2 separate regions of the Homo sapiens genome follow, and region 1 is linked to region 2. A link is an interaction called in ENCODE POLR2A ChIA-PET data of the cell type or tissue named here. Cell type or tissue: Panc1. All regions are shown on one strand. Each heading gives the region's core, and the rest is flanking DNA. Links, peaks and the distances in the headings are about the cores only. Region 1 has its middle 8.0 kb from the start of SLC5A11. Region 2 overlaps SLC5A11 (solute carrier family 5 member 11).

What was found. ChIA-PET counts read pairs that join two places held together with the same protein. Peaks named below come from ENCODE experiments on the same cell type or tissue, not always from the same donor. Only the 100,000 strongest peaks of a DNase experiment are listed, where the experiment ranks them.
Region 1: POLR2A ChIA-PET joins it to region 2 with 14 read pairs; 6 of 35 experiments call an interaction of 5 or more read pairs at or near these places.

What each region holds. Positions count from the first base shown.
Region 1 is chr16:24,832,230-24,843,772 of GRCh38, reverse strand. No RefSeq gene overlaps it. Among named protein-coding and RNA genes, the nearest start is that of SLC5A11, 8.0 kb to the left of the region's middle. RefSeq lists an enhancer at 8,971-9,265. In Panc1, for the core only: a CTCF peak has its summit at 9,127; no DNase peak of the experiment used is centred there; H3K27ac peaks cover 849 bases.
Region 2 is chr16:24,903,682-24,914,552 of GRCh38, reverse strand. It overlaps SLC5A11 (solute carrier family 5 member 11), which reads right to left. Exons shown (of 17, transcript NM_001352248.3): 12 at 7,789-7,896; 13 at 7,378-7,528; 14 at 6,422-6,590; 15 at 5,457-5,672; 16 at 4,076-4,247; 17 at 2,927-3,225. The coding sequence ends at 3,020. Among named protein-coding and RNA genes, the nearest start is that of SLC5A11, 63 kb to the right of the region's middle. RefSeq lists an enhancer at 7,604-8,104. In Panc1, for the core only: a CTCF peak has its summit at 8,147 (motif pointing left); no DNase peak of the experiment used is centred there.

The DNA of each region.
Region 1 (11,543 bases), core at 1,749-9,748, 70 kb after region 2:
AAAAAAAAAAAAAAAAAAAAGAACTGTATAACCACTTTAGAGAACTATTTGGACATTTCTTATAAAGTTACCATACACTTTGCCGAGCGCGGTGGCTCATGCCTGTAATCGCAGCACTTTGGGAGGCCAAGGTGGGTGGATCACAAGGTCAGGAGTTCAAGACCAGCCTGCACTCGTCTCTACTAAAAATACAAAAATTAGCTGGGTGTTGTGGTGGGCCCCTGTAATCCCAGCTACTCAGGAGGCTGAGGCAGGAGAATCATTTGAACCTGGGAGGCAGATGGAGGTTGCAGTGAGCCAAGACCGTGCCATTGCACTCCAGCCTGGGTGACAAGGCGAAACTCCATCTAAAAAATAAAATTAAATAAATAAATAAATAAAGTTACCATACACCTCCCCCATGACCCAGCAATTTCACTCTTAGGTATTTATCAAGAGAAATGGAGACATATGTTCCCAAAAAGTTGTGCACACAAGTGTTCATGGTGGCCTTATTCAAAACTGTTTCTAAGTGGAAACAACACCAGTTCCATCGACAGGTGAGTGAAGAAACAAACTGCGGTGCATCCAACACCGTGAAAAACTTTCATCGAAAGGAATGAACTACCCAACCCACGCAACACCACGGATGAATCGAAGACTCTACGAAACATTATGCTGAGCAAAAGGAGCTGACCTGGGCTGGGTGCGGTGGTCACACCTGTGATCCCAGCACTTTGGGAGGCCGAGGTGGGTGGATCGCCTGAGGTCAGGAGTTCGAGACCAGCCTGGCCTATGTTGTAAAACGCTGTCTCTTCCAAAAATATAAAATTAAATTATCCTGCTGTGGTGGTGTGCGCCTGTGGTCCCAGTTACTCGTGAGGCTGAGACAGGAGAATTGCTTGAACCCAGGAGGTGGAGGCTGCAGTAAGCCAGGATCACGCCACTGGACTCCAGCCTGGGTGAGACAGAGCAAGACTCCATCTCAAAAAAAAAAAAAAAAAAAAAAAAAAAAAGCTGACATGAAAAGAGTACAGACCTTATGATTCAATTTATGTGAGGCTCAAGAACAGGAAAGATGGATTTGTGGTGACAGAAGTCAAAGAACAGGACCCAGTGAACAACTGGAAGAGGGTGGGAGTGTGCTCTCAGAGGTGATGGAAATTTCTATTATCTTGAATTGGGTGGTAATTATACGGTATATACAATTGGTAAAACCCCGTGAATTGAAGGATGAACACTTATGCTTTTTTTTTTTTTTTTGACCAAGTCTCACTCTATCACCCAGGATGGAGTGCAATGGCGCCATCTCAGCTCACTTAAACTTCTGTCTCCTGGGTTCAAGTGATTCTCCTGCCTCACCCTCCCAAAGTGCTGGGATTACAGGCATGAGCCACCGCGCCTGGCTGACTCATGCATTTTATTGTATGTAAATTATATCTTTAAAAATGAGAGCAGATGGCCGGGCACAGTGGCTTACCCCTGTAATCCTAGCACTTTGGGAGGCCGAGGTGGGCGGATCATGAGGTCAAGAGATCGAGACAATCCTGGCCAACATGGTGAAACCCTGTCTCTACTAAAAATACAAAAATTAGCCAGGCGTGGTGGGGTGCACCTGTAGTCCCAGCTACTCGGGAGGCTGAGGCAGGAGAATCGCTTGAACACAGGAGATGGAGGTTGCAGTGAGCCGAGATCATGCCATTGCACTGTAGCCTGGGTGACAGAGTGAGACTCCATCTCAAAAAAAAGAGCAAATATACAAACAGTGAATTCATACAGAGCAAATACACTGAGCAAATACAGTTATTGCGAGTCTGTCTCCCAGATTTTAGTTCCAGCCCATTGTCACCACGTAAGAACGTGGGTCTTATGTTGCCAGCATTCCTTTTGCAAGAGAAATCTAAGTCTGGGTTTTTTTTGTTTTTGTTTTTGTTTTTAATAGAAACTCTGATGACTTGTAAGGTTTGGTAAATTCAAAAGCAACAAAATAGCTAAAATGCGGGGTGTGTCAAATGATGCACGGGGCTCTGTTTGGAATCTGTATTCCTGGGTCGCATGTTCTCCTAGAGGGCTCAAGATGTGATTTCTTCCTAGATTTTCTGCAGACTTTTAATAACACACCTTTGCCTACCCACATCCCTAACAACTCAAATGTTGCTATTTGTTGCAAGAATTGAAAAGAGCAAATCCTCAAAACTGAAATAAGCTTTTCTAGGCAACATGCAAGCCTGGGAGAAAGAGTCCCTGTTAAGACAAGATACATTTGTTGACTTAGCAACAGTGAGCCCTTGGGCAAGTCTCAGTCTCTCTGAGCAATCAGTTTCCTCCCTAGCTCTCCCAAAATCCCCTAAGTTAACCATGAGCTGCCTACCTGGCATTTAGTTGACTCTGAGGATTTCAAGGCTTATTCTTGCTCTTTAGTGTGGCTTCAAAGAGGGAAAACTACAGTTTTTCTCTCTCTCTCTCCCTCTCTCTCTCTCTCTCTGGTTTTGTTTCTATCTCCCAAGAGTCACGGTTCTCACAAACCTGGCTTGCTTTTCATCCACAGTAGCTGCAGGAGACTGTGTGGGTTAAGAACCCAGAGATGGGGCTGGGCATGGTGTCTGACACCTGTAATCCCAGCATTGTGGGAGGCCGAGGTGGGCAGATCACTTGGGCCCACGAGTTTGAAACCAGCCTAGGCACCATGGTGAAACCCTGTCTCTACAAAAATTAGGAAAAAAAAAAAAAAAAAAAAACTGGGTGTGGTGGTGTGCACCTGTAGTCCCAGCTACGCAGGAGGCTGAGGAGGCAGGATCACTTGAACCCAGGAGGTCGAGGCTGCTCCTCCCCCTCCCCCTCCCCCTCCTCCCCTCCTCCTCCTCCTCTTTTCTCTTCTCCTTTTCCTTCTCCTTCTCCTTCTTCTTTTCTTGTTTGTTATTTTTTCCAGGCTGGAGTGCAGTGGCACAATCTCGGCTCACTGCAACCTCCGCCTCCTGGGTTCAAGCGATTCTCCTGCCTCAGCCTCCCAAGTAGCTGGGAGTGTAGGCACCTGCCATCATGCCCTGCTAATTTTTGTATTTTTAGTAGAGACAGGGTTTCACCATGTTGGCCAGGCTAGTCTCAAACTCCTGACCTCAGGTGATTTGCCCGCCTTGGCCTCCCAAAGTGCTGGGATAACAGGCATGAGCCACTGTGCCAGCCCACTTCTTAATACTAAGGTTTTTTTTTCTCTATTCATGAAAGTCCAGTGTAGTTTTCCAGAGACTAAGTGGCATGAGATGTAGTAACAGACTGAATATAGAAACAAATATGAGATTCCAGCTGTCTTCTCTTAAACTGGGCATTAAAAAGATTTGTAAAAACATAAAACGATGCCACTGTTTCCAATAAATCTTTTGGGAAAATATGGGATTTTTAAAAAATAAAAAATTATTTAACATGCAGTGGATTTATTATTCTTTAAAAAAGCAGTACGTGGGCCAGGCATGGTGGCTCACGCCTGTATCCCAGCACTTTGGGGGGCAGACCACCTGAGGTCAGGAGTTTAAGACCAGCCTGGCCAACATGGTGAAAACCCATCTCTACTAAAAATACAAAAATTAGCCAGGCGTGGTGGTGCGCACCTGTAATCCCAGCTACTTGGGAGGCTGAAAAATCACTTGAACCCAGGAGGTGGAGGTTGCGGTGAGCCAAGATCGTGCCACTGCACTCCAGCCTGGGCAACATTAGGAGACTCCATCTCAAAAAAAAAAAAAAAAAAAAAAAAAGCAGTACATATTTATAATTGTTTATTAATTTAAATGTCTGATATGATAAATATCTATAGCTATCATCCACATAACAAAAGGTCCTTGGAGTCCTTGGTGTTAAGAGGTCTGTGACCAGTTTTAGAACTTGTGCTCTATGGCCAACTTGTATGAGCCTGTGTACCTAGGAAAACTCTTGTAAACATTATGTCTAAACCGAAAGCCACATAATCGGTTAAAAGGTGTCTTCTGATGAAAATAGACCCTTACCGGAAAGCCTATTTATGGCAGTAGATTCTGTTGGGGTACAAGCTGTTTATATCTCAATAAACCTTGCCAGTTAGTGCATAGTACATAGTAGATTGTTAATGAATCAACAAGGTCTTTAAAAATTAATCATTAAACACTTTAACAGTAGGTCAACCATGGCAGAGAGGTTAAAATTTGGAGTGTGACTTCAAGACACTTGGAGATTACTGGAGTGGAACAAGATCCCGTGGAAGCCTGTTGACCAAAAACTTCCAGCAGCACAAATCTGGGTTATAGCAGGTGACTTTACTGATAACCCACTGTCATGGGCATTTGTGGCAAGTTCCAGCGCGGGGGCAGTTGCATGGCATGTAGGTAAGTACCTGGGCTCTGCCTTCAGTGTTTAGCTAAATCCTGGCTCTACTGACTTCGTGACTTATGGTAAGTATCCCCATTCACTGCCCTGTGTGTCAGTCTACCCATTTGTCAAATAATTAGGGCTGCTATAAGGATTAAATAAAATAATGCTCTGGGGTGGGAAATGGCCAGCAAAACCTGCCCTCCTCCCTTCCTGGGCACAAGGCTGATTGCACTGGGCAGCCCCGATTTGTGTCTAGCTGTGGCTAACTCTTGCCAGTGGAATGAAAGGGACTGTGATTCACACAATTTCTGCCTCCCGTGATTAAGAGGGAGCTCCCTGCCCTTGTCTTCCCCTCCTTTCTGACTTCTTTTTGGTCAGGATGGTGACTGAGTCCCCTTGCAGGCTGTGTGTAAGGAAAACAGTAGAGCTGCTAGCAGCCTGGGTTCCTGTTGGAACAGAGAAGCCACTGACTTGGAGCCTCCCCGTGGACCGAGACATGGAACAGAATGAATTTCCTTATTTTAGCCGTGTTATTGCTGAGTCACTTGTTACAACAGTGCAGGCTTTCACCCTAAAACATTCATGCACATTGTTTCCAAGTGTGGCTGCTCATGATAAGGGCTGGGTAAACTTTGCTATTAGGACCCTGCTGTCTTGCTCTAGAAGGATACAGCTACTCCAGTCTCAGCACAGGAAAGACACACAGAACACCTTTTTTTTTTTCTTAAGATAGGGTCTCATTCTGTAGCCCAGGCTGGAGTGCAGTGGCACAATCTTGGCTCACTGCAACCTCTGCCTCTTGGGTTAAGCAATTCTCCTGCCTCAGTCCCCTAAGTAGCTGGGATTACAGGTACACATCACCACACTGGCTAATATTTGTGTCTTTAGTAGAGCAGGGGTTTCACCATGTTGGTCAGGCTGGTCTCGAACTCCCGACCTCAAGTGATCTGCCCACCTCAGCCTCCCAAAGTGCTGGGATTACAGGCATGGACCACCACGCCCAGCCACACAGAACATATTCTGACTCTTTTGCAGCATTGCAGAGACACACGCTTTGTCTTTAGACTTCACGGCTCAGTAGGTGTGTGACGTGGGCAAGTTACTTCACCTCTGCAAATCTGCTTCATTATCCGCTAAACGAGGGAGAAATAACAACACCTCCTTCACAGAATAGTGGCGAGCCTTCAATGAGGTAACACCTGTAAACTGTTGAGCTTTCTTCCGTAAGTGCTAAATAACTGTGTGCTACTATTTTAATGACCATCTTCCGTATTCCTAGTAGGGAGCAGATCATAAATTGCCACCTGTTGAAGTTGTTCTGAATCCGGGGTTGGTCGCTGCATCTTGCAGGTGTTTTGCCCAGCAGGATGATCACCTGATAGTGAAAAGCATCTGGTTTTCAGTCCCAGGGCCTTCCTGTCCCCACATAGCCAAAGCCCACGGGGAGTTAGAATAAAACAGAGAAGGCAGATATGGGACCTGTTGGCTACACCTTAGGAAATGTCTGTTCTCATGGTGTCTGTTGATGTGGCTACAGCCTAGACCTTAATGCAAGCCTGGCTCTAAGAAGCAAATTGTCTTGATTGTTTTTTTTTTTGTTTTTTGTTTTTTTTGTTTCGTTTTTGAGACGGAGTCTTGCTCTGTTGCCCAGGATGGAGGGCAGTGGCGCGATCTCTGCTCATTGCAATCTCTGCCTCCCGGGTTCAAGCGATTCTCCTGCCTCAGCCTCCCGAGTAGCTGGAATTACAGGTGCCCCCTAACACGCCTGGGTAATTTTTGTATTTTTAGTAGAGATGGGGTTTCACCATGTTGGCCAGGCTGGTCCCAAACTTCTGGCCTCAGGTAATCCACCCACCTAGGCCTCCCAAAGTGCTGGGATTACAGGTGTGAGCCACCGCGCCCAGCCCTGATTGTTTCTGTTTGTTTGTTTTGAGACAGGATCTTGCTCTGTCACCCAGGCTGGAGTGCAGTGGCATGCTCACAGCTCACTGCAGTCTCGACCTCCTGGGCTCAAGCGATCCTCCTGCTTTAGCTTCCTGAGTAGCTGAGACTATAGGTGTGCGCCAACTCACTTGACTAGTTTTTTAATTTTTTTGTAGAGACAGGTTCTATGTTGCGTAGGCTGGTCTCAAGCTCCTGGGCTTAAACGATCCACCCGCCTCGGCCTCCCAAAGTGCTGGGATTACAGGCCTGAGCCACAATGCCCAACCTCAAATATTTCATGGGTTACATATTATATCATCGTCTCTAATGTCGTCTAAATTCTACAACTTTCATTATCATAATCACCCACATCCATAATAAATAGTAGAGGGGAGGCTTTAGTGACATTCCATTGACTAAAGCAAAGGCGAGCAAACCATTCTCTCCATCTGCCAGGCCGGATCTGGCCCACTGCTTGTTTTTATCAATAAAGTTTTATTGGAACACATCCATGTTCATTTGTTTACCTGTCATCTCTGGCTCTTTTTGTGCAACAATGGTAGAGCTGAATACCTGTGACAGAGACCACATGGCCTGCAAAGCCTAAAATATTTACTACCTGGCCCTTTACAGAAAATACTGCCCTTTGACCCATAGCGTCTCCCTGTGAGGTACCGTCTCCAGAGTCCAGGGAACTGGAAGGAAAAACCTTCAAACTCTCCCATTCCCATTCCCACTCAGAAGTTGCTAAAACCCTCCAGGAAGAAACGTGAATTCAAAGCAACTGTCTGCTAACAAAGGTAAATCCTTCTCTGGAGCCCTCCAGCTTGACTAACAGCCCATTTGCCATCAACCTGGTTATTATGAGAATTTCAATTAAATATAATCCTTCTTCTCTCTCTCTCTTTTTTTTTTTTTTTTTGAGACAGAATCTCACTCTGTTGCCCAGGCTGGAGTGCAGTGGCACCATCTCGGCTCACTGCAACCTCTGCCTCACGAGTTCAAGTGATTCTCATGCCTCAGCCTCCGAGTAGCTGGGATTACAGGTGCACACCACCAAGCCCAGCTAATAAATATAATTCTTCTATGTGTGTGTCTAAACTACTGAGAAAAAGCACAAACAGGACAGAATTGTGAACAAAGCACTCTCTTGAGGCTTTTCTCTGTTAGATACTTTCAAACGTAAAAAACAGGCCAGGCGCAGTGGCTCACGCCTGTAATCCCAGTCCTTTGGGAGGCCAAGGCGGATGGATCGCTTGAGGTCGGAAGTTCGAGACCAGCCTGATCAACATGGAGAAACCCCATTTCTACTAAAAATACAAAATTAACCATTGCACTCCAGCCTGGGCAACAAGAGTGAAACTCTGTCTCAAAAAAAAAAAAAAAATTCCAAAATAATTTTGCCAAGGGAAGAAGCCAGACACACAAAAAGTACATACTCTGATTCATTTACATACAAATGTAGAATCCGGGAACAAATTTCTTGTGATGGATATATGTTTGCCTGGGGATGGGAAAGGCAGGAGGGAGGGGTCACAGAGGGGAAGAAGGAAATTTCTCGGGGCGATGGTGATATGGTTTGGCTGTGTCCCCACCCAAATCTCATCTTGAATTGTAGCTCTCATAACTCCCATGTGCTGTGGGAGGGACCTGGTGGGAGATAATCGAATCACAGGGGCAGTTTCCTCCATACTGTTCTCGAGGTGGTGAATAAGTCTCACGAGATCTAATGATTTTATATGGTTCCCCCTTTCACTGTGTTCTCATTCTTTGCCGGCCGCCATGTAAGATGTCTCTGTGCTCTTCTGCCATGATTGTGAGGCCTCCCCAGCCATGTGGAACTGTGAGTCCATTAAACCTGTTTCCTTTATAAACTACCCAGTCTCGGGTATGTCTTTATCAGCAGTGTGCAAATGGACTAATACAGATGGGTATGTTCGTTCTCCTGTAATGGTTTCATCGGTTATGCCTGTGTCAAAACTCTTCAAATTGTACATGTATGTGTAGTTTATCATGTCATTTCTACCTCAACAAAGTTGTTTTAAGGAATCATAAAAGTCTTTATATAAATGGGTTCTTATGGAAAAACATGGACCAACATTACATGAAAGAAGCCGTGGTTGAAGTTGAGATGGAGGATTAGGGGCTGGAGGGAATTTCTTGGCTTCTGTGGGCTTCCATGAAATTGTGAATGCACTACAGATTATAACGGTGGTGTGGCAGTATTTGAGTGTCTTGGTTCCCCTTATAAGTACTTTTTTTTTTTTTTTTTGAAAGAGTCAGGGTCTTGCTCTGTTGCCCAGGCTGTAGTGCAGTGGCAAAATCATAGCTCACTGCAGCCTTGACCTCCCAGACTCAAGCCATCCTCCCACCTCATCCTCCCAAGTATCTTGGACTATAGGTGTGCACCACCACATCTGGCTAATTTTTGTAGTTTTTGTAGAGATGGGGATCTCACTCTGTTGCCCAGGCTGATCTCTAACTCCTGGACTCAAGCAATCCTCCTGCCTTGACCTCCGAAAGTGCTGGAATTACAGGTGTGAGCCACTGTGCCCAACTTCAAGTACATTCCTATATTTAAATGCGTATGTATTTCTTCATGGAGCTAAATATCGGCACTCTGTTTCTGCTATTCAGTGTTAAAATGTCTGGAATGTACTCCTGGATTCAGCCATTCCGCAGATATTTCTTAAGTGCAAATGTGTGCCAGGCAGTGTTCTAAGCTCTGGGGGTTAAACAGAAAGTGTGGCAGGTCTATCCTCACTCTTGGGTCTTCATTCTCACTCTCTAGGGGCTTCTTCTCCCAGCCTAAGATCACACTGCAGTGTTTCTCAAACTATGAACTAGAGCTACACACAAAGGCTTTTCTGACCTCTGTCTCCCTCTAGCTGCTGCACTGGCTTCCCTTCTTTCCCTCCACTGATCAGTTCCTGACAGTTTACACTTGCCACTCCCTGTGGGGCGCACCCGACCTCCTTGCAGGGTGGAGGCATTCACTGCCTGACTGCTGGGAGAGTGTGGCAGCCAGCTCCCAGCTGAGTCTCCCCAAAAGGAATTGTCCTTAGCCAGAGGAAGGACAATTCCCCTAAATCCACAGCCTAAATCCAGTGCTTGGTCAGTGGGGTGGTCCCTGTCCTTCCTTGGGTGCAGAGCATATTTGAGGGACATCCCAGCTGCACAGCTCCCTGAGAGGTTGGCTGAGGCCTCTGTTGCGACCTCACTGCAGCTCAACTTCTCCCTCTGCCCTGTCCTGCCTCCCTTCCTCCCTTATCAATGTACTCTGAGGATATTTTCCAATAAGCCACCTCCACTCAGATCTGCACCTCAGAATGTGATTCTTGGGAAATCCAATCTACACCACCACCTTCATCTCCATTATCCATTAACCCCTCACCCCACTGGGACCTGGCGTCTGCCTCTACCCCAAAAATGATCTCCACTGTCACAGAACCATGCATGGCTTTCCCCATAGATTTCTTGACAGGCAGCATTTCAGACCATGGCTTTCTCCTTCCCTGAAATTTCCCCTCTCCCCAGATCTGAGACTCCACTCTCTCATGTTGTCCATGCCCAACCCTCACCTCATCAATGCCTCTTTGAATCTTTGACTCTTCCTGCTCAGATCTCTAGTCTCCTTTCTTCTTCTCAAATTATGATATTTCCTGAGCCCTCATTCTACATGCTTACCCATTTCCATGCCTCAGCCATCACCTGTGATTTACAAACCCCAAATTGATATCTCTATTATTGGTTTCTTCCTTAAACATGCATCTATCCATCCATTTATCCATCCATCCATTTATCCATCCATCCGTCAATCCATGCATCCATCCAACCATCCAGCCATCTATCCATTCATCCATCCATCCATCCATGCATCCGTCCATCCATGCATCCGTCCATCCATCCATCCATCCATCCATCCATGCATCCATCCATCCATCCATCCATCCATCCATCCATCCATCCCTGCATCTGTCCATCCATCCATCCGTCCATCCATCTGTCCAACCATCCATCCATCCATCCGTCCATCTGTCCATCCGTCTGTTCATCTGTCTGTCCATCCATCCATTCATCCATGCATCCAACAAATATTTTCAGTGCTCTGAGCTAGGTGCTAAGGATACAGTGGTGAAAAAATATAGTGTCCTCACCACTTAAAAGCAGCTGTCAACTGGACAGCTCCACTGGGCTGTTTCCCAGGCTCCTTGATACATCATATTGCACACCCACCTGCCACTCCCTGCACCAGGAAACCCACTCTTATCCTCCAGGGTCCTCTCCCTTAGCTAGTAGTGGTTCACCAAGTCAGAAACGTGAGATTGTCCTAGACTCCTCTCCTTCACTCTCCACAGACCCTAGCATCCATCTCATTGGCTCTTCATGCATTTAGCTCTTCCTCGCATCTCTATGCTACAGCCCTGATTCCGGCTTTTATAAATTCTTGTCTCAACTTCCAAATTAGTTTCCCAGCTAGCCTCAAGGCCCAGACCCTTCCAGTTCCTGCTCCACACCCTCCTAGAGGGGTTGGTTAATGTTCGCTCTTCAAGCACGTCACCCACCTTGGATCCCTTTTCTACCCCTCCTGACTGTGCTCGGTGCTCCATGAAGCTGATTGCTGTGGGTTTCAGGTGATATCACCCGGCTCTCCTTGCTTCCTGGCATCCAGTTAGGTTTGACCGTTCAAGCAGGCTGGGCGTGGTGGCTCACGCCTGTAATCCCAGCCCTTTGGGAGGCTGAGGTGGGAGGATCACTTGAGCCTGGGAGGTTGAGGCTGCAGTGAGCTGAGATTGCACCACTGCACTCCAGCTTAGGTGACAGAGTGAGACCCTGTTTCAAAAAAAAAAAAAGACACCTCTTGATAGCCGTTTATATAGATCTATCTCATTGTCTTAGTGGCTAAACATTCCGGCTTCCGGATGAAGTATAGTTTATTTAACTGTTCCCTTCTTAGAACCAGCACTACTAGTTGTTCCCCAATATCCAGTCTCTCCTTCTTCCCCAATAGCAGAAGTGTCACATCTAAGCTGGGGACAAGACATTCAGAATAAAGACTATGAGTTGCAGCCTTCCTGCTCATGTGATTTTCTTCTGCCCAATGGCATGTGAGCATAGCTGGGGGTCATGCCCTTAGTGGGGAGGAGCATGCTCTCCCCATCCCTCTCTTTCTCCACTGGCTGGGATGTGACTGTGGAAGTGAGATATCTGTGCCTCTGCAGATGAAGACAGTGTTGCAATGATGGAAGGCGTCTTGGGTCCTTAAGTAGAGCGAGGATACCAGCCCTGGACTCCTTACAGCC
Region 2 (10,871 bases), core at 2,872-10,871:
TGCACTGCACTGGTTTTTTAAATTGATAAAAGTTATGGTATACGACATGTTTTTGTATATGTATACATTGCAGAATGGTTAAATCTAGCTAATTAATATATCCATCACCTCCATTATCATTTATTTTTTGTGGCGAGAACATTTAAAATCTCTCAGCTGGCTGGGCACAGCAGCTCACACCTGTAATCTCAGCACTTTGAGAGGTTGAGGTGGGTGAATTGCTTGAAGCCGGCAGTTTGAGACCAGCCAGGGCAACATAGTAAGACCCCATCTACATAAAAAAATTAAAATTAGCCAGGTATGGTGGCCAAATGTCTGTAGTTCCAGCTACTCAAGAGGTTGAGGCAGGAGTTCGAGGGTCCAGTAAGTCATGATCATGCCAATGCACTCCAGCCTGGGTGACAAAGTGCAAGACCCTGTCTGTAAAAAAAAAAAAAAAAAAAAAAAAAAAAAAAAAGGCCAGATATGGGGGCTCACACCTGTAATCCCAGCACTTTGGGAGGCCAAGGCAGGTGGATCACATGAGCCCAGGAGTTGGAGACCAGCCTGGGCAATATGGCAAAATGCCTTCTCCACAAAATACAACAACAACCAACAAAAATTGCCAGGCATGGTGGTGCGTACTTGTAGTCCCAGCTACCCAGGAGGCTGAGGTGGGAGGATCACCTGAGCCTGGGAGTTTGAGAATGCATTGAGCCATGATCGCACCCTGTGTTCCAGCCTGGGCAACAGAGTGAGAGCCTGTCTCAAAAAAAAAAAAAAAAAAAAAAAAAAAAAGGAAGGCAAAGGATTGCAGAGTTCATCCTGAGTGGGAAGGTCTCTGAAGGATTCCAAGCAGAGGATTGGCTTGATCCGAGTTGCTCACCCTGCCAGTGGCTGGAGAATGGGAAGACTGGATGTGAGAAGGCAGTCAGGAGTCCGGGCAGAGATGGGGGTGGCCTGAGCTATCATAGTGACAGCTCAGTGCGTCCCTGCTGAAACACACTGTTGACCCCAGCCAGAGGCAACAGGGGTCTTGGTGTGAGGGGCAGGCTTGGACGGGGAGCTCAGGACTGTAGTGGAAGCCTCCCATGCCGCCCACTCCCCTTCTTTGGGCCTTGGAGGCAGAAGCTCAACCTCCCCGGTGAAGACTTCTCCTTGAGCCCACTTGCTCCAGAACCATTCCACGCTCCTGCCTGGAGCCATGTTAGCAGCCAGTTCCCCGCCCATACCCCTTCCCAGGAGGGCTGGGGGTGCCCTTTGTCCAACCTACTACTGCTATTTGGATTCCTGTAGAGAGCTGGGCCTATGAGCAGAGCTGAGGCTGGACCAATACATTATTTGCCTGTGCACCAGGCCAGTCCTAGCTGTTGGCATCAAGTAGGAACCAGAAAGACATCATCACTGGAGGATTAAGTGGGTGGGCAGCTCCTCAGCCCCAGGGGGTCCTGTTTACTTTCCTCTGGTCTGAAAATTGGGGTCCCTCGAGAGACTCCTCTGCTTTCCAGCTCTGTCAGGCCAGGAAGGGGTTCTAGTCCACCCCACCTTATCCCAGGCCTGGATGGTTCATGGCCCTGAGCTACTCCAGAGATGGTCTCAGGGCTCACTCCGTTGGCCCTGTCCTGCTCTTAGCTCTGCACGTGGCAAACGCAGCCCTGATGGGTCATTCCGTCAGACTCCAGTGGGCCCAAAGCTGGGAAGCTGAGGAGGCTGGCTCTACCCAGAACAGGAGGCCGCTGCTCTGCAGGTCAAAGCCTTACTGGCTTTTGGTGGGGAGGTTCATTGAGATGCACATCCACCTGGCTGCTTCTTTTTAGGGAAGCATCATCATGGGGAATTAAGCAAAGAAACACAGTCTAAGGCTGGGTGCGTGGCTCACACCTGTAATCCCAGCACTTTGGGAGGCCAAGGCAGGAGGATTGCTTGAGCCCAGGAGGTTAAAACCAGCTCAGGCAACATAGGAGAGACCCGCCCCCCATGTCTCTGCGAAGAAATTTTAAAAATTAGCCAGGCATGGTGGTGCATGTCTGTAGTCCCAGCTACTCAGGAGGCTGAGGTGGGAGGATCACATGAGCCCAGGAAGTCAAGACTGCAGTGAGATCTCAGGGTGCCACTACATTCCAGCCTGGGTGACAGAGTGAGAGAGACCCTGTCTCAAAAACAAGAGTCTAAGCCAGAACTTGAGAAGTGCACACAATTCCCTGATTTTCTTACAGCACAAGATTTCAGAGTACCAACTGGGGTCTATTTCCAAGAAATATCTAGGAGAAAGTATCACAGTGAGAAAACTCGGGGACCTTCACCCAAAGCCAGCCACAGTGGAAGGCAAGAGATAGAATGCAGGTCCCATTCTTTGCACTGTGAAGGTGAGCTGGGCAAGTTCAGATGCTAAATATCCAACCCCGGAGATGTGGCTGCTGTCAGCCTGGGAGGTCTTGTAAGTCCCTTTGCTTCTTTATCCCTTTGAATTTGGGTATTGATGTTGCACAATGGATAAGAAGAATGAATAACTAGTCTTTTGCAAAAGGAAGCTTTTACATGTCTCTCCTCTTTCCATCTTCTAACCTTCATTATTTTCAAGAAGAAAAGAGGCTGGGCATCGTGGCTCATGCCTGTAATCCTAGTACTTTGGGAGGCTGAGGTGGGGGGATCACTTGAGGCCAGGAGTTCAGGACCAGCCTGGGCAACATAGACCACATCTCTTTGAAAAAAGGAAAAATTAGCCAGGCATGGTAGTGTGTGCCTGTAGTCCTAGAAACTTGTGAGGCTGAGGAGGGAGGATCACTTGAGCCCAGGAGTTTGACGTTGCAGTGAGCTATGACCATGCCACTGCACTCCATCCTGGGTGGCAGAGCGAGACACTGTCTCAAAAAAAAAAAAAAGAAAAAAAGAAAAAAGAAAAGAGCTAAGTGTCATGTTGAAAATGGTCTATAAACACTTGGAAGCCTTGTGGTAAACAAAAGCTTTATTATTTTTTCTTTCATTAAAAAAATGGAGCACTGAAGAGAAACAGAGTTTGGACCCCTGGGTTCACCCCACACTAAGCAAAATAGCCCCAGATAAAGATGGCGCAGCTCACGCAGAAAATGAGGTTGACGTCCAGGAGGGTCTTCACCAAGGGGTTTTCTTCCAGGGAAACTATGATGGCTTCTGCTCTGGCCGGGAGCTCTTCCTTGCCCTTCTCCTGTATTCCACAGAGCCACAGGATGGCCTTCACCACTTTGGACTGCTTTGGGGTCATGTCACCTAGAAAGAACCCAGCAAAGGAAGACCGTAGAGGTGGTCTGTATCTCCCAGAGAGGTGAGACAGGGACACTCACCAGATGTGTTCAAGTGCTGGGATTACAGGCGTGAACCACCATCCACTATGCCCGACTGAAATCTCCCTTTTTTTTTTTTTTTTTTTTGAGAGAGTCTCACTCTGTCGTCCAGGCTGGAGTGCAGTGGCGTGATCTCGGCTCACTGCAACCTCCACCTCCCAGGTTCAAGCGATTCTCCTGCCTCAGCCTCCCAAGTAGCTGGGACTATAGGCATGCGCTACCATGCCCGGCTAATTTTTATATTTTTAGTAGAGACAGGATTTCACCATGTTGGCCAGGCTGGTCTTGAACTCCTGATTTCAAGTGATGCACCCACCTCGGCCTCCCAAAGTGCTGGGATTACAGGCCTGAGCCATGCTGACCGGCCAAAATCTCTCAATTTTTAAATGTTAACTCACATTTTGTTGAAACTGTAGGTGGGCTAAGCCAAAATATGTCTGCAAGCCGCCAGTTTAGAAGCACTAACTGAGAGAAGGCAAGTTGTGTTCCTGCCTACCCATGTGCAGAGAATAAGGATGAAATGAACCAACCGTGTCTCCGTAGGCACTCAACAAGTGTTTGTTTGCTGTTAGTGCCCGTAGGAAGCTTGTTGAAAGTTACTAAAAACTCCTTTCCCATGGCCGGAGCGTGGGGACAGATCAGACACTGGAGCCAGAGGATGCTAAAACTCCAAGTCTGCCCACTTTCCTGGCTTGTGATTTGATAGGAAAAAAAAAAAAATCAATCCCTTTAACACGTACTCCTTCTTGCTGTAACTGAGGAGAGAAGCTACTCACAGCTGTGGGTTTTAGACGTGTTTTCTTGAACCATCTCGAACTGGACGCTGCTGCTGCTGCTGGCCTCTGGCATCCCGTTCTGAGAGAGGGTAAGAGACAAGGGAGCTGCTGGTGGTGCTTGTTCCTTCTGGACCACGGGGTCGTGACGAGTAAACCAGGTCAGGTGGCTGACCTAAGGAGCAGGGATGAATGATGAGATTTGTGGTGGAGGTGGGGCCGGGGTTGTCCATCCTTTTCTCACACTCCCCACCCAACCCCACACTCAGCCTTTGTGTCTGAATCTGCTCCCAGCCCCACCCTCCCACCCCATCCTCCAACAAGCATCATGTTCCTGCACTCTTCAACATCAGCGCACAATTCCCCTGCTCATTCCCACGTCTTTCTCCGATAAACCCCATCCTCCTGTTGCTGGGATGTGATTATCCCTCATTCTAATCCCCAGAGCTTAACCCTCACCCTAGAGTATTGCAGGACCCCAGAACTGGTCATTTCAGCTCATCCGTTTCTCTGGCCACAGGGATTGAATTGGTTCACGGATGAGCATGTGTCCTGAGCTGACTCCATCAATGGAAATCTAGAAATTCTCTAGAAATTCTGGGACAGAAATATTAATGCTTATTTTTACTTTTTTTTTTTTTTTTTTTTTTTAAAGACAGGCTCTTGTTCTGTCACCCAGGTGGGAGTGCAGTGGCATGGTCATAGCTCACTGCAGCCTTAAACTCCTGGGCTGAAGCAATCCTCCTGCCTCAGCCTCCCTAGCAGCTGGGATTACAGGCATGAGCCATCACGCCCTGCTAATTTTTTCTTTTCCTTTTTTTTTTTTTTTTTTTTTTTGTGAGACAGGGTCTTGCTCTGTCACCAAGGCTGGAAGTGCAGTGGCATGGTCATAGCTCACTGCACCATCAAAACTCCTGGGCTCTGGCAATCCTCCCACCTCAGCCTCTCTAGTAACTGAGATTACAGGCATGAGCCATCACGCCCTGCTAATTTTTTCATTTTTTTAAGAGACGGGATCTCACTATATTGCCCAGGCTGGTCTCAAACTCCTGGCCTCAAGTGATCCTCCCATCTCAGCTTCCCGAAGTGCTGGGATTACAGGCATGAGCCACCGCACCCCAGCCTTATGTTTACTTAATGACAGTAAAAGAGGATGTATCTCTAGAAGATACTGGGCTCCATATGGGACCTAAGAATTGAAGCAGAAGTGCAGATGGATTCTGATGACCTTTTCAGAGTCCCAAATCATCCTGCCCCTGAACCTCAACCCTGGACTTTTCAGCTTTTTGGACAATCAGTCTCCTTCGCTTAAGTCAGTTTGAGTCAGTTTTCTGTCACTTCCAACAAAAAGTCTCAACGGATCTAGCCATCAGCCCAAATGTACCATCTCCTTGGAGGGTGGCTCTGTGAACCAGCTCACGGTGGAGACAGTGATGAGGGTGACCGTGGACAGGATCATGGAGAAGTAGAGGTAGTGAATGCTCTTCACCAGGACCGGGCGCTCATCTGGCTGGTCGCATCGAGGCTGCACGTAAATAAAGTCCAGGACCAGCCTAACCAAGCCCAGGAGCAGGCCCGAGATCAGGCCCCAGAAGGCACCCTGCAAAATCAGAGCAAGATCATCTTAGAGACGCCAAGGGCTCTGGCCTCCAGGAACCTCAAGAAGCCATCTCCAGGACTTGTCTTTCTTGTGGTGGTCACTGCAAGCACGGGTCAGCAATTTGAAAAGGTTCTGCAATACTTAACCATTTATCTTTTTATAATGAATTGATTACTAATAGTTTACTAACTCCCTCTTAATTTAGCTTCCCTGTTCAATAACAAAAAATGCATCAAGATACTTTTCATGAGAACCTCTCATTGCTTTTTTTTTTTTTTTTTTTTTGAGACAGTCTCACTCTGTCGCCCAGGCTGGAGTGCAGTGGCGTGGTCTCAGCTCACTGCAACCTCTGCCCCCCAGGTTCCAGTGATTCTCCTGCCTCAGCATCTGAGTAGCTGGGATTACAGGCGCCCACCACCACACCCGGCTAATTTTTGTATTTTGAGTAATGATGGGCTTTCACCATGTTGGCCAGGCTGGTCTCAAACTCCTGACCTCAAGTGATCCACCCACCTCGGCCTCCCAAAGTGCTGGGATTACAGGTGTGAGCCATCGCAGCAGCCCTCTCATTGCTTTTTTGCAAAGGTCAGATAAACACCCTCCCTGTATCTTCCACCAATGGAACTCACCCTCCCTCTCAACACCCAATTCCAGCCTGTGTCTCCCTCCAACACCCTCCCCTCCCATCCTATCCCAGTCCTCAAGGGGCAGCACTTGGTTCTGGCATAGTGGGAGCCATCCAGAGCTACCTTTTCATTGGTCCTCTTCCAGAAACATCCCATGATGAAGACCACCGCCACAGGCGGCTGCAGGTAGGAGCTGATGGACTGGATATAGATGAAGAGCTGGCCGCCCTGGCTGGCCTGGACCACAGGGATCCAGAGGATGGAGACCAGGACCAGCAGCAGCACAAACACCCTGGTGCCGGCGGCGAGAGGCACAAATTAGCATCATCTGAACATTTACTCCTCTTTCCCTCTCTCTGTCTCTTTTAATAGACAGGGTCTTGTTCTGTTGCCAAGGCCGGGGTGCAGTGGTGAGAGCATAGCTCACTGCAGCCTCCAACTCCTGGGCTCAAGTGATCCTCCTGCCTCAGCCTCCCGAATAGGTGGGATTACAGACACATGCCAACACTCCCAGCTTATTTTATTTTATTATTTTAATTTTTTTTTTTGAGACAGAGTCTCACTCTGTCACCCAGGCGGGAGTGCAGTGCGTCATCTTGGCTCACTGCAACCTCTGCCTCCTGGGTTCAAACGATTCTCCTGCCTCAGCCACCTGAGTAGCTGGGATTACAGGCACACGCCACCACAGCTAATTTTTGTATTTTTAGTAGAGATGAGGTTTCACCATGTTGGCCAGCCTGGTCTTGAACACCTGACCTCAAGTGATCCACCGCCTCGGCCTCCCAAAGTACTGTGATTACAGGTGTGAGCCACCTCGCCCAGCTGGGTTAAAATTATTTGCTTATTCTCCTCCTTCCCTGGCTCCATGAAGGCAAGAACTGAGCCCTTTCATGGTTATGTGCCCTGTGCCTGGTACACAGTAGGTGCTCGTTCAGCATCTCCTGAATGAATGAATGTCTTGCACATGGAGTCCTAATGCTCTTCAGCCTGGATAGGTTGCTGGCTGAACCTGGACTTTGCCTCTGGGTGGGCTCAGCTCTCTCTTCCCCCTGCCCCAGCCCCACCCAGTGGGGACTTACCTGCCCACAATCATGAGCTCCTTCTCAGATGCCCGAGGCCGGAGGTGATTCCAGAGGTCCATGGTGAAGATGGTGCTGGCACTGTTAAAGATGGAGGTGAGGGAGGACATGAGAGCCGCCACCATCACAGCCATCATCAGCCCACGGAGCCCTGGGGGCGGAAGGGAGGTCATGGGCCTCGGTCCTTTTCTGCCAAAGCAGCCGATCCCAGTGGGCTCAACTGGAGGAGGCAGAACCTCAGGGAGGACGGCGGGGCAGAGCTTCCTGCAGGACGTAGCCTTTCTTGGGGAGCCCAGAGTCTTCCTCCCCCACCAGCCCTCCTTTCTTGACCCTGCCTTGGATCAGAGCCCATCCGGTGATCTCCTTTCTGGGTGCTCCAGGGGACTTGATTCAGGAGTGAAGGGACATTACCTGTGGGCAGGAGTTCCAGCACGAGTTTGGGATACGCGATGTCCGAACAGCCTGAGGGGTTGCTGCAGATCTTCTGGCAGATCTCTGGATCTGCACAGGCCACTTGATCTACGAAGGAAACACAGGCCCAGAGGTGAGCAGTCAGGCCCCCAGAGCCCCAGGCCCAGGCAACATGGGGCCGGACACAGGCTTATCATATGGAAGTTTATAGCTCAATGAAATAAAAAAGAGTCTAGACTTTATAAGCTGTGACCTTGTTACTTACGCTTTCTGAGACGAGTTGCCCTATTTGTAAAACTAGGATAATAACACGACTTTATAGGAAGTGCTGGAAAAAATTCAGCTATTGTTATCGTAACCCAGATGAAGCTGGGACACCTAGTGGCCAATCTTACAATAATGTCTTTTTTTTTTTTTTTTTTGAGACGGAGCCTCTTGCTCTGTCGCCCAGGCTGGAGGGCAGTGGCACGATCTCAGCTCACTGCAACCTCTGCTTCCCAGGTTCAAGTGATTCTCCTGCCTCAGCCTCCCGAGAAGCTGGGATTACAGGCACCCACCACCATGCCCGGCTAATTTTTGTATTTTTAGTAGAGATGGGGTTTTGCCATGTTGGCCAGGCTGGTCTCGAACTCCTGACCTCAAGTGATCCGTCCATGATCATTAACTCACTGTTCAGTAACATCTGCTCACCTGTCCTGGTTAATGAATCATTTCCTATACGTAGATTCTCTTGTCAGAATGCTTCACACCCTCTGATGCCTGAAATAAGATGCCTCTAGCCCAGTTAAATCCAAACATAGCACAAAACCTTCTTCTTCCACAAACCCAACATTAACTGAAGGTTTACTATGACTCAGGAGCTGCAGTAAGCTTTGTACATACACCTCATTTAATTTTCACAACTCTATGGGGGAAGATACTGTTATTATCCCTATTTCAAAGACAGATAAACTGAGGCCCAGAGGTTAGTTTCTCCAGATTATATTGCTAGTAAGTATTATGGCCAGGAGGCAAACCCTTAGTTTATTTCAAAGCTCAGGTAGAGAAGATTGGCTCTGTAAATACTGCATTTCTAAACTCTGTGTGTGTGTGTGTGTGTGTGTGTGTGTGTGTGTGTGTGTGTGCGCGCGCGCGCGTGTTTTTGAGATGGGGTCTTGCTCTGTCGCCCAGGCTGGAGTTCAGTGGTGCCATCTTGGCTCACTGCAACCCTAGCCTCACAGGCTCCAGCCTCCCAAGTAGCTGGAATTACAGGCATGTACCATCACACCCAGCTAATTTCTTTTTCTTTAATTAATTTTTTTATTTTTATTTTTATTTTTTCTTGAGATGGAGTCTCACTCTGTCGCCCAGACTGGAGTGCGTGGCACAATCTCGGCTCACTGCAACTTCCTCTTCCAGGTTCAAGCGATTCTCCTGCCTAAGCCTCCTAGCCTGTAGCTGGTATTATAGGCGTGCCACCACACCCAGGTTTTTTTTTTTTTTTTTTTTTTTTTTTGTATTTTTAGTAGAGACGGGGTTCCATCATGTTGCCCAGGCTGGTCTTGACCTCCTGGCCTCAAGTGTTCCTCCCGCCTTGGCTTCCCAAAGTGCTGGGATTGTGTTTTGAGGGTTGTTTTGCTTCTCTCTTAATTTCCATATAGTTTATTTAAAAATATGTGCCATTTCTCATGGATGAAGCTGGAAACCATCATTCCCAGCAAACTAACACAGGAACAGAAAACCAAACACCACATGTTCTCACTCATAAGTGGGAGTTGAACAATAAGAACACATGGACACAAGGAGGGGAACATCACACACTGGGGCCTGTCGGGGGGTGGAGGGCAAGGGGAGGGAGAGCATTAGGACAAATACCTAATGCACGTGGAGCTTAAAACCTAGATGACAGGTTGATTGGTGCAGCAAACCACCATGGCACATGTATACCTATGTAACAAAGCTGCACGTTCTGCACATGTATCCCAGAACTTAAAGTTTAATGAAAAAATAAAAATATGTGCCATTTCTCAGATGGACTTAGCAGAAGAGGGTTTTTTTCCAGGCTCACAAGAACTCAGGATCAGAAAATACTTTTAGGCAGCTGTGGACTCCGTTGAAGATTTAGGAGGGAGCCAGTGGAGCCGTGGTGGAGAGAGAAGTGCAAATAGGGAGGCAGAGTGCTTGGCCCTGAAACTGGCCCTTTAGACCTGGGGTTCTCAACCTTCTAGTGGACTTGTTAAAAAAATAGGTGGCTGGCACAGACAGGAAAAAATGCTTAACATCACTAATCATCAAGGAAATGCAAATCAAAACCTCATGAGATATCATCTCACCCTAGTTAGAATGGGGATCATCAAAAAGACAAAACATAATAAATGCTGGTGAAGATGTGAAGAAGGGGAAACTCTTATACATTGTTGGTGGAGATGTAAATTACTACAGCTAGTATGGAAAACTATGGAGGTTCCTCAAAAAACTGAAAATAGAACTACCATATGATCCAGCAATTTTGCTACTGGGCATATATCCTGATATGGCTTGGCTCTGTGTCCCCACCCAAATCTCATCTCCAATTGTAATCTCCACATGTCAAGGGAGGGAACTGTAATCCCCCCATGTCGAGGGAGGGAGGTGATCGGATCATGGGGGTGGTTCCCCCTTGTGTACTCATGATAGTGAGTGAGTTCTCATGAGATCTGATGGTTTTATAAACGTCTGGCATTTTCTGAGCTTGGACTTCTCTCTCCTGCCACCATGTGAAGAAGGTCCTTGCTTCCCCTTCGCCTTCCACCATGACTGTAAGTTTCCTGAGGCCTCTCCAACCATGTGGAACTGTGAATCAATTAAACCTCTTTCCTTTATAAATTACCCAGTCTCAGGTAATATCTTCATAGCAGTGTGAAAATGGATTAATACATATCCAAAGCAATTGGAATCAATATAGCAAATGGATACCTGCACCCCATTTATTGCAACACTCTTCACAATAGCCAACATATGGAATCAACCTCAGTGTCTGTCAACAGATGAATGGGTAAAGAAAATGTGGTACATATACATACAGAGTGGACTACTATTTAGCCATAAAAAAGAATGAAATTCTT